Regions from separate parts of the Homo sapiens genome. Here region 2 is linked to region 1. A link is a loop called in an ENCODE intact Hi-C map of the cell type or tissue named here. Cell type or tissue: heart right ventricle. All regions are shown on one strand. Each heading gives the region's core, and the rest is flanking DNA. Links, peaks and the distances in the headings are about the cores only. Region 1 has its middle 140 kb from the start of ARK2C. Region 2 has its middle 38 kb from the start of ARK2C.

Region 1 (5,383 bases), core at 134-5,133:
TGGGCTGCTAGAAGGTTAAGTAACAGGTCTTTGGAGAAATGACTCAGACTGGCTAAGGGGCTCTTGGGCAATAGTTGAGGGATTGAGAAGAGTATACTGATCACAGATGATGAGGTTGGGCTTCCTCAAGTCCTTGAGCTGGGATGAGTCTCATCATAGAAAATATTCTAAGCCATGAAATAGACTCATTTACCTACACACATCCATCCACTCGCCAACTCTCCATCTATCCATCCACCCATCCACTCATTCATCCACCCTCTCACCCATCTGTCCATTTATCCACTCACCCATCCTGTCAACCAGTCAGCCAATCAGCCAGCCAGCCAGCCAGCCAGCCACCCAGCCACCCAGCCACCCAGCCACCCAGCCACCCATTCACCCACCCATCCACCCATTCACGCATTTACCCATCCATCCATCCACCCACCCATCTATCTACCCATCCACCCATTTATCCATCCACCCACCCACCCATTCATCTATCCATCCACCCATCCACCCACCCATTCACCCGTCTATCCATCCATCCACCCATCCATCTATCCATCCACCCATCCAACCACCCACCTACTCATATATCCATCCATCCACCCATCCAACCATCCATTCATCCATTCATCCACACACCCATCTATCTACCCTTTCACCCATCCACCCACCCATCCATCCATCCATCCACCCACCCATCCAACCATCCATTCATCCATTCATCCACACACCCATCTATCTACCCTTTCACCCATCCACCCACCCATCCATCCATCCATCCACCCACCCACCCATCTATCCACCCATCCCCCCATCCACCCACCTACCCATCCATTCATCTATCTATCCATCCATTCACCACACATGCACTTAGTACCCACACTATGCCCTGGGGCCTGTGCTAAGTGCTGGGGTTACAGAGATGAGTGAGACCTAGCTTTTCTTCTTAAGGACTCACACTCCAGTTAGGAAGACACATGAGGAGACACACAATTCCAACATACTTCTCATAGATGTGGGTGGGCTTCTAGCTCTGTCTTGGGGGAGGGGTAATGGAAATGTTTCCTGGAGTGATTGGAGGCCTTGAGTTGAGATGTAAAGAATGTGATGCACAGAAAAGGGGCTTCCAGGAGCCTGATTAGAGGGGCCCAGAACTTGCCTCCTCCACCAAGAACAACCAAAACAGCGAGTAGATAACCAAACATCAAATAGAGCTTCCAAGAGAGAACACTAGAATTCAGCAGGGAAGTGACAGGGAACTTCTAAAGCATGGAAGGAGAAGGCAGGGATTGGCTCAGAGCCAGGAGGGGAAAAGGTAAGCAAGAGATCCCCAGTGGTCCACATTACACTGCAGACTCCTGCAGTCCTCATCATGGGAGAGTCCTTCAGCCCTCATGGGCCCTGAGACAAGTATGGAGAGCTGCCTGGAGCCCATGCGACTGCATTTCTCCAGAGATCGTGTTCATGCCGAGTCCACACACCCCCTGAGATCAAAGTAGCTGCAGCACAGCACCATCTTAAGAACCCAGCCACCACCAGACTATATCCTGCCCAGGGCCCAAAAACCCCTGCATCTCCACATCCCTGGAGACCCACCCACAACCCCCACATCTACCCAGGGGGCTGCAGCATTGCAACAATGGCTGGACCCAGGAGTGTGACCAAGTCCCCAGCACTCTAGCCCACGTAGTATCCTATACCTTGAGGGATGGGTGATGCAGCATGCCAAGGAGTCTCCCCTGGGGACAAAGGGACCTGAAGTGTGTGCTCCCCAGAACCTGAGGGCCACCTGCCCTGGACTGCTGCCATTGCCCTTCAGCAGCAGAGCAGCAGGTCATGATCTCACTCAGAAGTGGGAGATAAGAAAGTTGTTCTCATGGAGGTAGAGAGTAGAATGATAGTTATCAGAAGCTGGGAATGGGGTTGGGAGGAATACAGAGAGGCCGGTTCATGGGTATAAACATGCAGTTAGATAGGAGGAATATGTTCTAGAGTTTTACAGCACAGTAGGGTGACTCTAGTTAACAATAATTTATTGTATATTTCAAATTAGTTGGAAGAGCAGATTTGAAATGTTCCCAATACAAGGAAATGATAAACATTCGAGGTGATGGATATGCCAATTACCCTGATTTAATCATTACAGATTGTATACATGTATCAAAATACCATATGTACCCCACAGATGTGTATAATTATTATGCATCAATTAAAAAAAAAGAATGTGGGCCGGGAGTGGGGACTTTGGGAGGCCGAGGTGGGTGGATCACCTGAGGTCAGGAATTCAAGACCAGGCTGGCCAACATGGTGAAACCTCATCTCAACTAAAAATACAAAAATTAGCTGGGCCTGGTTGCATGTGCCTGTAATCCTAGCTGTTTGGGAGGCTGACACATGAGAATCACTTGAATCCAGCAAGTGGAGGTTGCAGTGAGCCGAGATCGTGCCACTGCACTCCAGCCTGGGTGACAGAGTGAGACATCATCTCAAAAAACAAAACAAATCATAATAATAAAAAAAGAATGTGAAGCACAGTGCCTGGTAGGGTGGAGGAATGGATGGGTGGCAAGGAGACTTCAGGCACAGATCAGCCCTGGCAGAGGACAGCAGAGAGGACAGTGTGTGTGACATTGCTGGGGGCCACCCTGCTGGGCACAGAGCTGTGGGCGACTTGCCCAGATGGAGATGGCCCAGGTCCAGGGACTTGGAGAACCAGGTAGGGGGCAGGGGGTGGGGAGGCCTGTGGGTAAGAAAGTGCCCCGGAATGGACCAAAGGTATTAATGAGTTTTAATGGAGCTCTCGAAGCAATAGTTTCCTCAGATCCCAAGTCCTCTGAGGAAAGCCGAGCCAGCAGGGCAGGTAAAGGATGGCCGGAAAGCTCTCTAAGGTCCTGGGGTATGTTGTTGAGCCAGGCCAGCACTACCCCATCGATGGTAAGCCAAAATTCACAGGACACACCAGCAACAGGATGGTAACGGGTTCCTCCTGTACCAGCAGTGGCCGAGTCACCCACAGATGCCACACTCTGCAGTGAGAGCCCTGTGTATCTCTTGCCAGAAGGACAGGGCAGAGAACCAGTTTGGACTCTGGGCTGCACACTCATCTCCAGGTCCTGACAGGGAATGGGGAGGCTGAGAGGAGGCAGTGGATTCGAGGGCAGGACATCCTGAGAGGCCTGCTGTGGGGCTGAGCGTGCGCCCTGCCTCCTGGCTGCCCTTGAATCTGAGGCAAGCGACTGGGGCTTCAACAGGGCTATGTGAGATGGGGTGTGACCATACACGGCAGACAAGCTGCCTGCCCACTCTGGAGACATGGCTGGGATGAGATGGGCTGGCCCCGGTCACAGAGAGGTGAGTGGCCTGAACGGCTGGAGTGTGTCAGAGAGAAGGGTGCCCGAGGGCCTCTTGTGGAGTGTCTCAGATCCTAAACAAGAGGACAGTGTGGAGGGTGAACCCACACAAGTGCTCATGAAAGTCTAAACACCTGCCAGGTCTGGAAACAAAGACACTAGCCACAATAGCAGCCCTCAGACAGGAAGCTGCCTGCTGCCTTCACCTCTCTTCCTCCCGCAGGAGTCTGAAACCCTGGGTCACCAAAAGGCAGGAGGAGGAGGGACAGGGCAAGGCAGGGGAAGAGAGGGGAGGCTGACTCACATACACACATATGCATGCACACATCACACCCACATTCATGTACACACACACAGATTCACATGCATGCACAGCACAATCACACACTTGTATACACACACAGGCACACAGATTCACATGCATGCACACACTGCACTCGTGTTCACACACACATGCCTTCACACACCCAGATACACTTGCATGCACACACACCACACCCACACTTGTGTACACACATGCACACATATTCGCATGCACGCACACACACCTGCACACACACTGATGTGTGCGCACACACATGCTCTCACACATCTTCACATGCATACATTCACCCTACACACACCCACACTCATGTACACACACATGCCCAGTGATTCACATACAGGCACACACCACATATATACTAATGTGTACACCCACACATTCAAACACACACTATACCTTATACCTGCACACTACATAATACACTCACTGCACACACACTCACACCCCTCCCTCACTGTGGGCCCACCTGTGACGGGACTGAGCCAGGAGATGGCAGGAAGCTTAATTTTAAGTTTGATGTTTTAATCTTTACTTTGGGGCTGGACATTTAAATTATAGAATGGAGATGGATTTCATGACTTAAAGTGTTTGTTGGACTTTTTATTACCTACTGGAGTCCACAGGAGTTGTGAGGCTTGTCTAAATTTTCATCTAGGGACAGGGGAAGAACCAGTTCCACAGAAGGAGATGGAAACAAAGCTGTTTAATGATGCCATCTTCCCCTCCCCATCCCCCAAGTCCTGCGTGTTCAGCATGGTGGATATACTCACTATCTGGTGTAGGCACTGAATTTAAACTACATACACATGAACTCATTTAGTCCTCATCATAACCTACAAGGTGGGCATTGTGATCATTCCCCCTGTGTTACAGATAAGGAAACTGAGGCCCAGAGAGAGAAAATAATGTGCCCAAGTTCTCACAGTTGCAAAGAGGCAGAACGGGGATTTAAACCCAGGCTGGTTGCCCCCAGAGCCTGTGCATTTAACCTCTCTCTGAGAGATCTCTGAGAGGGGCCTGAACTTGCCTCAGGGTCCTGAAGCCTCACTGCGAGTTTAGACCTTTCTGGGACAGAGGGTGCAGGGACAGCAAAGTGGCAGAAACACTGGTCCTGGGGTGCCCTCCTGTAGGGATATTTTCCAGCCCGACCCACCTTGTTGCTGTCCTTTTCTCTACAGGAAAATCAGAAGTTAGGTGCTGAGCTCTGCGAAGTCTTGCTGTGACTTTGTGACTGCCGATCAGGGAGAGTGTGTGTGCATGTGTGAATCTGTGTGGGTACTCAAATGTACAGTTCTCCTGCTGCCTCTCCATCAAGGTCACATTCCCCTTGAGGGTAAAGACCAGGTCTTCACTTTGTTCCCAAGCCCCTCTCAGCTCTCAGTCCAAACCTTGCCCACAGAGAGCCACAGGTGATAATCACCAAATAACCTCAATGACCCTGCTTTCTCTCCCGGCCTTAGAGTGCCAGTGACCAGGCTGTTGCAGGTGCCATCCCTATCACCTTTGTGTCCAGTCCTGACTGTGTTAGCACAGGCTGGGATAACCAGCAGGCACTTGCCAATGCGTTCTCTGTAAAGTGATGGAAAGAATTATCTACTTTTCACAGGCTCATAAATCCCCCGGCAAAACACTTCTTCCTGAGGTTTTTCTCCACTTGCCACTGGGTTTATTGAAACTGGGGAAAAGTATACACTTCTTAGCAAGCAGATGCTAAGAT
Region 2 (5,383 bases), core at 196-5,195, 180 kb before region 1:
CCCATGACTCGGTCACTCTCTTTGGGCCTTGTGTCCTTCCTCCTAGGCAGGGATGGGGCCCTGACCTTGCCTTGAACCCTCTTCCAGGGAGAATTAAAGAGATGATCCTGTTAATTGTTCGGTCGTCCCTGACACCTGCAGAGGCAAAAGCACGTGGCTTTATTTGATCCTTACTGCAAACCATTAGGGAAAAACTCCATGTTTTCATTGTGGCAGTGTTTGAATGTATGCAAAAGGAGGTGAATACCCGCGGCACACGGTGCGGGATGGGCTTGGTGAGGTTCCCTGGCACTGGGCTCCGGAATGGCAGGGCCAGACGTATAATCTCTGCAGTTTGACTCCTCTCTCCATGCTGTCCCCACACTTCATGGCACATGACATGTGTAATTATGTGGTGACATCTGCATCCTTCCGCCTGGCTTAGAAACAGGCAGCACCTCTGATCCTCAGGGTGGGGGCAGGAAGCCAGTGGCAGCTGGGGGGCTGTCTGCAGCCGAGCTGATGGGATGCTTCTGAGCATGGAGAGGACTGAGGCTGTGTCTCCCTGGGGTCTGATGGGCACAGATCCCTGGACAGCAAATCTCTGGGCAAGGGGACAGCATCAGAAACATTTGGAGAGCTTTTCTTATATATGTGCTGTGTACCTTATCCCAACCTATTCTAATACCAGCAGGGATAGGGAGAAGACAGGTGCATTTTGGAAAATTTCCCAGGCAAATCTGATACCCATCCATTCTCAGAGTGAGAACCACAGCCCAAGGGGCTCATGGGAGTAACAAGTTCGTGGGGACCCAGATCTGCTCACGGCTGAAGGTAACCACCTGCTCCTAGGGGAGCGTGGAGTCAGGGCTGTGTATACAGCCAGGGCTGGGAAGCCAGACTTCCCTGGTCCACCTCCTCAGGAGCTATTTGACCTTGGGCAAGTCACTTGACCCTGAAGTCCTCTGCCTGCTTATCTACAAAATGGAAATCACGGAAGCCCTTACCTCAGGTGAGATAACTCACTTAGCACAGAATCTGACACACCACACTCAAGAATGTTAGCCACTGCTGTTATTTCCAATGGTGACATCAGACAAGGGTGAAGGGGAAGGAATATTCTCTGCTCTGGGGCTCAAGCGAGCTGCAGACTCTTCTCCCTCCTTCACAGGCGAGATGCCAATGGCTAGAGGCTCCTCCGGAAATCCAGCCCAGCCAGATCTCCTTTCAGGCTGGAGCTGGGACCACCCTCCTTTGTCTGAAGCTGGGGAAACTGGTTTGGGGAACCGGAGAGTCTCTAGTGTCACCCGCGCTCTGTCTCTTCTGGGGGCTGTTCTCAGTGAGGGGAGAGCCATACAGACAGGCATTCCTTTTCAGCATGAACAGGTGGGAAGCCTGGAACCAGAGAAGGATGCTGGGGGGCTGGGGGTGGGTTTGGCAGGGCTGTGAAGGAGGCACATTCACAGACTCCCCAGAATCCCCTCTTCCCTCTTTTTTGGCAGCCCTGATCCCCAAGGTGTGCAGGCACTCACACTACGAAAGCGCCCTCCATGCAGGGGAAAAGGGCTCAGTCAACCACACCCATTAAGTGTCGCATTTAAGATGGGGCAATACCTTGTAGTGATTTTGCAACTGGCACCAGAGCCCTTTCTTCAAATGTTCCTTACTCAAGTGCTCAGACTGGAAAGAGACTGGGAGCTTGGCATCATCCCTGCCACACACACAGCAGTCCCAGGGGTACCCCTTGGGTCCCTGGGGCTAGGGAAGCATGACCAAACAGCAAAGGAGAGATGATTGCCAGGGAGTCTCAGCCACAAGAGCCTCTGAGGCCCATCCACTCCCTGTCCCCTTCCCCTGGGAGCCAACCGCCCCCCACCCCCCACTCCTGGAGCCAAGAAAGGCAGAGTCAGCACTTGAACTCAGAACCCTGTCACCAGATTTCTGTTGCGCCCTTGGTGGTGGGGACTGAGGGGGAGCCTTCTCGTCTGCCCATCCTGCCAGGCTGGCTGCAGGCCTGAGGACCCACTCCGGTGTTTGAGCATGGACCGTGTGCCAGACCCTTCCTGCCCCAAACCTGAGGTCTCCAGCCCTTGTCTGGGGGTTTTCTGTTTCCTGGTCCTGGGAGCTTGCAGGAAGGGGACAGAAATGAAGATCTAACCCCACCTATTCCCAACACTCTTGCCTCCCTGCGCCAGGGATTAGGGATGAGAGCACTTTAGAGTCAGGGTCCCCAGAGCCCAACTGGGCTGATGAGATGAACTGTCACTCCATATTATCCCTCCTGTCCCTACCATCACTCCCTCCTGTACCCTGAAATGCTACTGGAGGTCCCACACTCTCTGCTGTGTTTGCCGCGGCCACCACCCCCAACAAACAAATCCCTCTGAAATTGATCCAGCCAGGCTACTGGGCAGCCCCTGGCTGGACACATGAGAACCACAGCATGCATTTTATAAATGTGACCAAGGAGGAAGGCCCTGCTGGAGCAGGGCAGAAGGGGCTCTAGTGTTGAAGGCCTCTGGTGCTGCCCTCTGAGTTAACTCAACCCCCAGGTCCTCACACATCCCGTGTCCTGGACACCAGCCTCCCTGTTCTATCCTCGGATCCATCTGATGCCAAAGCCAGTGTTCCTTCCTCCCCACACACAGCAGTCAGAAGTAACAGATTTGATGTACGCACGGCCAAATGGAGGAGCTTAAAACAGAGCCGAGAGAAGAAAGTCAGCGTGAGATGCACAACACAACCCATTTACATTAATTAAAATAAATGTGCCCCAAACGAGGATGTGCATGTATAAAAACATGAAGTCTGTTAGCAAGGTGCCCCATGGAGCAGACAGGAAGAGAGTAGGGAGTGGGGTCAACAAGAAATCAGAGAACAAAGAGAGAGAGGGAGTGAGAGAGAGAGGGAGAGGAAAAAGGAAGAAAAATGAAAGCAAGCAAACTCTTTAAGCCACTTCTGAATGTTTCCTCTGGGAATAAAATTTGGATTTATTTAACATATATATATATTTTTTTCACATAAAATAAAGCCTATACGATTTTCAAAAATGGAAAATTGTTTTGGTCAGTGTTTTTTGTTTGTTTGTTTTGAGATAGGGTCTCTCACTCTGTCGTCCAGGCTGGAGTGTAGTAACACAATCACAACTCAATGCAGCCTCAAATTCCTGGGCTCAAGTGATCCTCCCGCCTCAGCTTCTGGAGTTGCTGGGACAGGCGTGCGCCACCACATTCAGCTAATATTTTATATTTTTGTAGAGTTGGGGGTCTCGCTGTGTCGCCCAGGTTGGTCTCAAACTCCTGGCCTCAAGTGATTCTCCTGCCTCGGCCTACCAAATCTCTCGGACTATAGGCATGAGCCATACCACACCAGGTCTTAGTTAGGCATTTTTTAAAAGCAGACGTGTGTGTGTGTGTGTGTGTGTGTGTGTGTGTGTGTGTGTGTGTGTGTGTGTGTTTCTTTTTCCTGAAGGCTGTTTCATGGCTTGCAGGGCAAAGGGCAAAGGACTGATAGAATGTTCTCTTTAAAACGTGGTAGAAACAAAGAAAAGAAGTCCCTCTGTGCATAGGAAGGGACAGGTGTGTCTGAGCTGATCCCATGCCATTACAGTGGCCGCACTGCCCCTGTATCAAGGCCACCTGCAAGTGGAATCAGAGAGAGTCAGAATTTGACCATGTGAAGGTACGAGACGATTCCAGGGTGATACCTGAACTAGAAAAAGAAAAAAAGAGGATGGAGAATTACACACACTCTGCACTGGAGAGTTACTCTCCAATGAAGAAGAGGAGCCCCATAGACTAAATGACTCCAGAACGTTTCACAAAGCAAGCATGAACCAAATAAGTGAGCCCTCACTGAGGTCTTGCATGGTGGGTTGTGGTCAGAGACTGCCAATCCAGGAGGCTTCCTGAAGGAGGCGAGCACCAGAAGCCAGAAGCACCAAGCCAGAGGCTGAGCAGGCTGGGCAGGAGTGCTGTGCACTCTGGAAGCAGGGGTAGCTGGTTTGGACCCCTTCATCTGCAAGAGGGCATGCGAGACCTCCTGCGTACACTCCTTTGATTGGTCTCTCTGAGTACCTTTGAAAGGGGCATGAGTCTGAACCTGGAGCTGGGCATTGTTCTTCATGCCCTGTGGAGGAGGCTCCTCTAGGGGCAAGTGTGGTGGGCAGGCTGGAGTCTCCTCCTGAGCCAGCCAGTTCCCATGTGTGTGTTTGTGTGTGTGTGTGTGTGTGTGTGTGTGTGCATGCACAGGCAAGCACCTGTGTACACATAGCCATGAGGGAAGGGGTGGTTAGGGCCCAAATTTACCCAGTGAAGAAAGCCCAAGGTTGCAGTTTTTGTCACCAGGAAATATGGAGGTGCAGGCCAGCAAACCTCTTGGAGGACCCAAGAGAGCAGGCTCAGGTTTATAGAAGCCATGGTCAGCAGGGGAGGGGCCTGAGGCCTGTCACTTGGCAGGACCCATTAAAGAGAAAAGGGCTCAGGGCCCCAAGTACGTGGAGGAGTGGCCACCACCTCCAGGAGCATGAGTGGAAATGATGTGTGTCCCTGGTGGGAATTTGTGGGCTGGGTTTTATTTATTTACTTATTGACAAATAAAAATTGCATATATTTATGCTATACAGCATGATGTTTTGAAATATGTAAACATTGTGGAATGGCTAAATCACACTTATTAATATATGTATTACCACATGCACTTATCATTTTTGTGTATGTGGTGAGAACACTTAAAATTTACTTCCTTAGCCATTTTCAAGTGTCCAGCATTTTATTAACTATAGTCACCCTGTTGTACAATAGCTCTCTTGAATGTATTTCTCCTCCTAACTGAAATTTCATATCCTTTGATAGACATCTCTCTAATCCCGCCCCCTCCCCACCCCAGGCTGGGGCTTTTAAGAAGTGGGTGTGCCTCCTCTAAGTTTTCTTTCCACTGCACAGTTGCAGACCACAAGGCCTTAGGCCAGGGTTGGTGGAACCACAGAAGAGAATGAGCTTGGGTGCCTGAATCATCACAAGGAAGACAGCTGCCCCCTGACGGGACTTGGACTGTGCCTTGGACTCGGACAGGAGAAATAGATTTCTACTGTGTTCAAGCCTCTCTGCATCTAGGGCCTGGTTATCTCAGCTGTTTACCTGCCCTAATACTCAGCATTCCCAGGCTTGTACCTGCACACATCATTACCCCTGTTGAGTCTGTCCCTGCTTAGGCCTCCATAGTTGCTGGACTCCTCCATCCATCCACCCATCTACCCATTCATCCTACAAATGCTGTTGACTTTTTTTGGATGTGCACACTGTGCCGGGTGCAGGACTCATGTCTTCCTGTGTTGCTCACACTCTTCACTGCCTCTTCAGCTTCTCTGAATCCCCCTCAATTTTCCCAGTCTACTTCAGACCCG

The links. A loop is a pair of places that touch in the nucleus more often than their neighbours do. Peaks named below come from ENCODE experiments on the same cell type or tissue, not always from the same donor. Only the 100,000 strongest peaks of a DNase experiment are listed, where the experiment ranks them.
Region 2: a loop joins it to region 1, with 2.4 times the contacts of the local background. A loop is called at or near these places in 84 of 110 quality-filtered maps.

The regions. Positions count from the first base shown.
Region 1 is chr18:46,471,657-46,477,039 of GRCh38, forward strand. It overlaps a transcript of LOXHD1 not described here. Among named protein-coding and RNA genes, the nearest start is that of ARK2C, 140 kb to the left of the region's middle. In heart right ventricle, for the core only: no CTCF peak of the experiment used is centred there; a DNase peak (open chromatin) is centred at 2,654.
Region 2 is chr18:46,292,905-46,298,287 of GRCh38, forward strand. No RefSeq gene overlaps it. Among named protein-coding and RNA genes, the nearest start is that of ARK2C, 38 kb to the right of the region's middle. RefSeq lists an enhancer at 1,576-2,077. In heart right ventricle, for the core only: no CTCF peak of the experiment used is centred there; no DNase peak of the experiment used is centred there.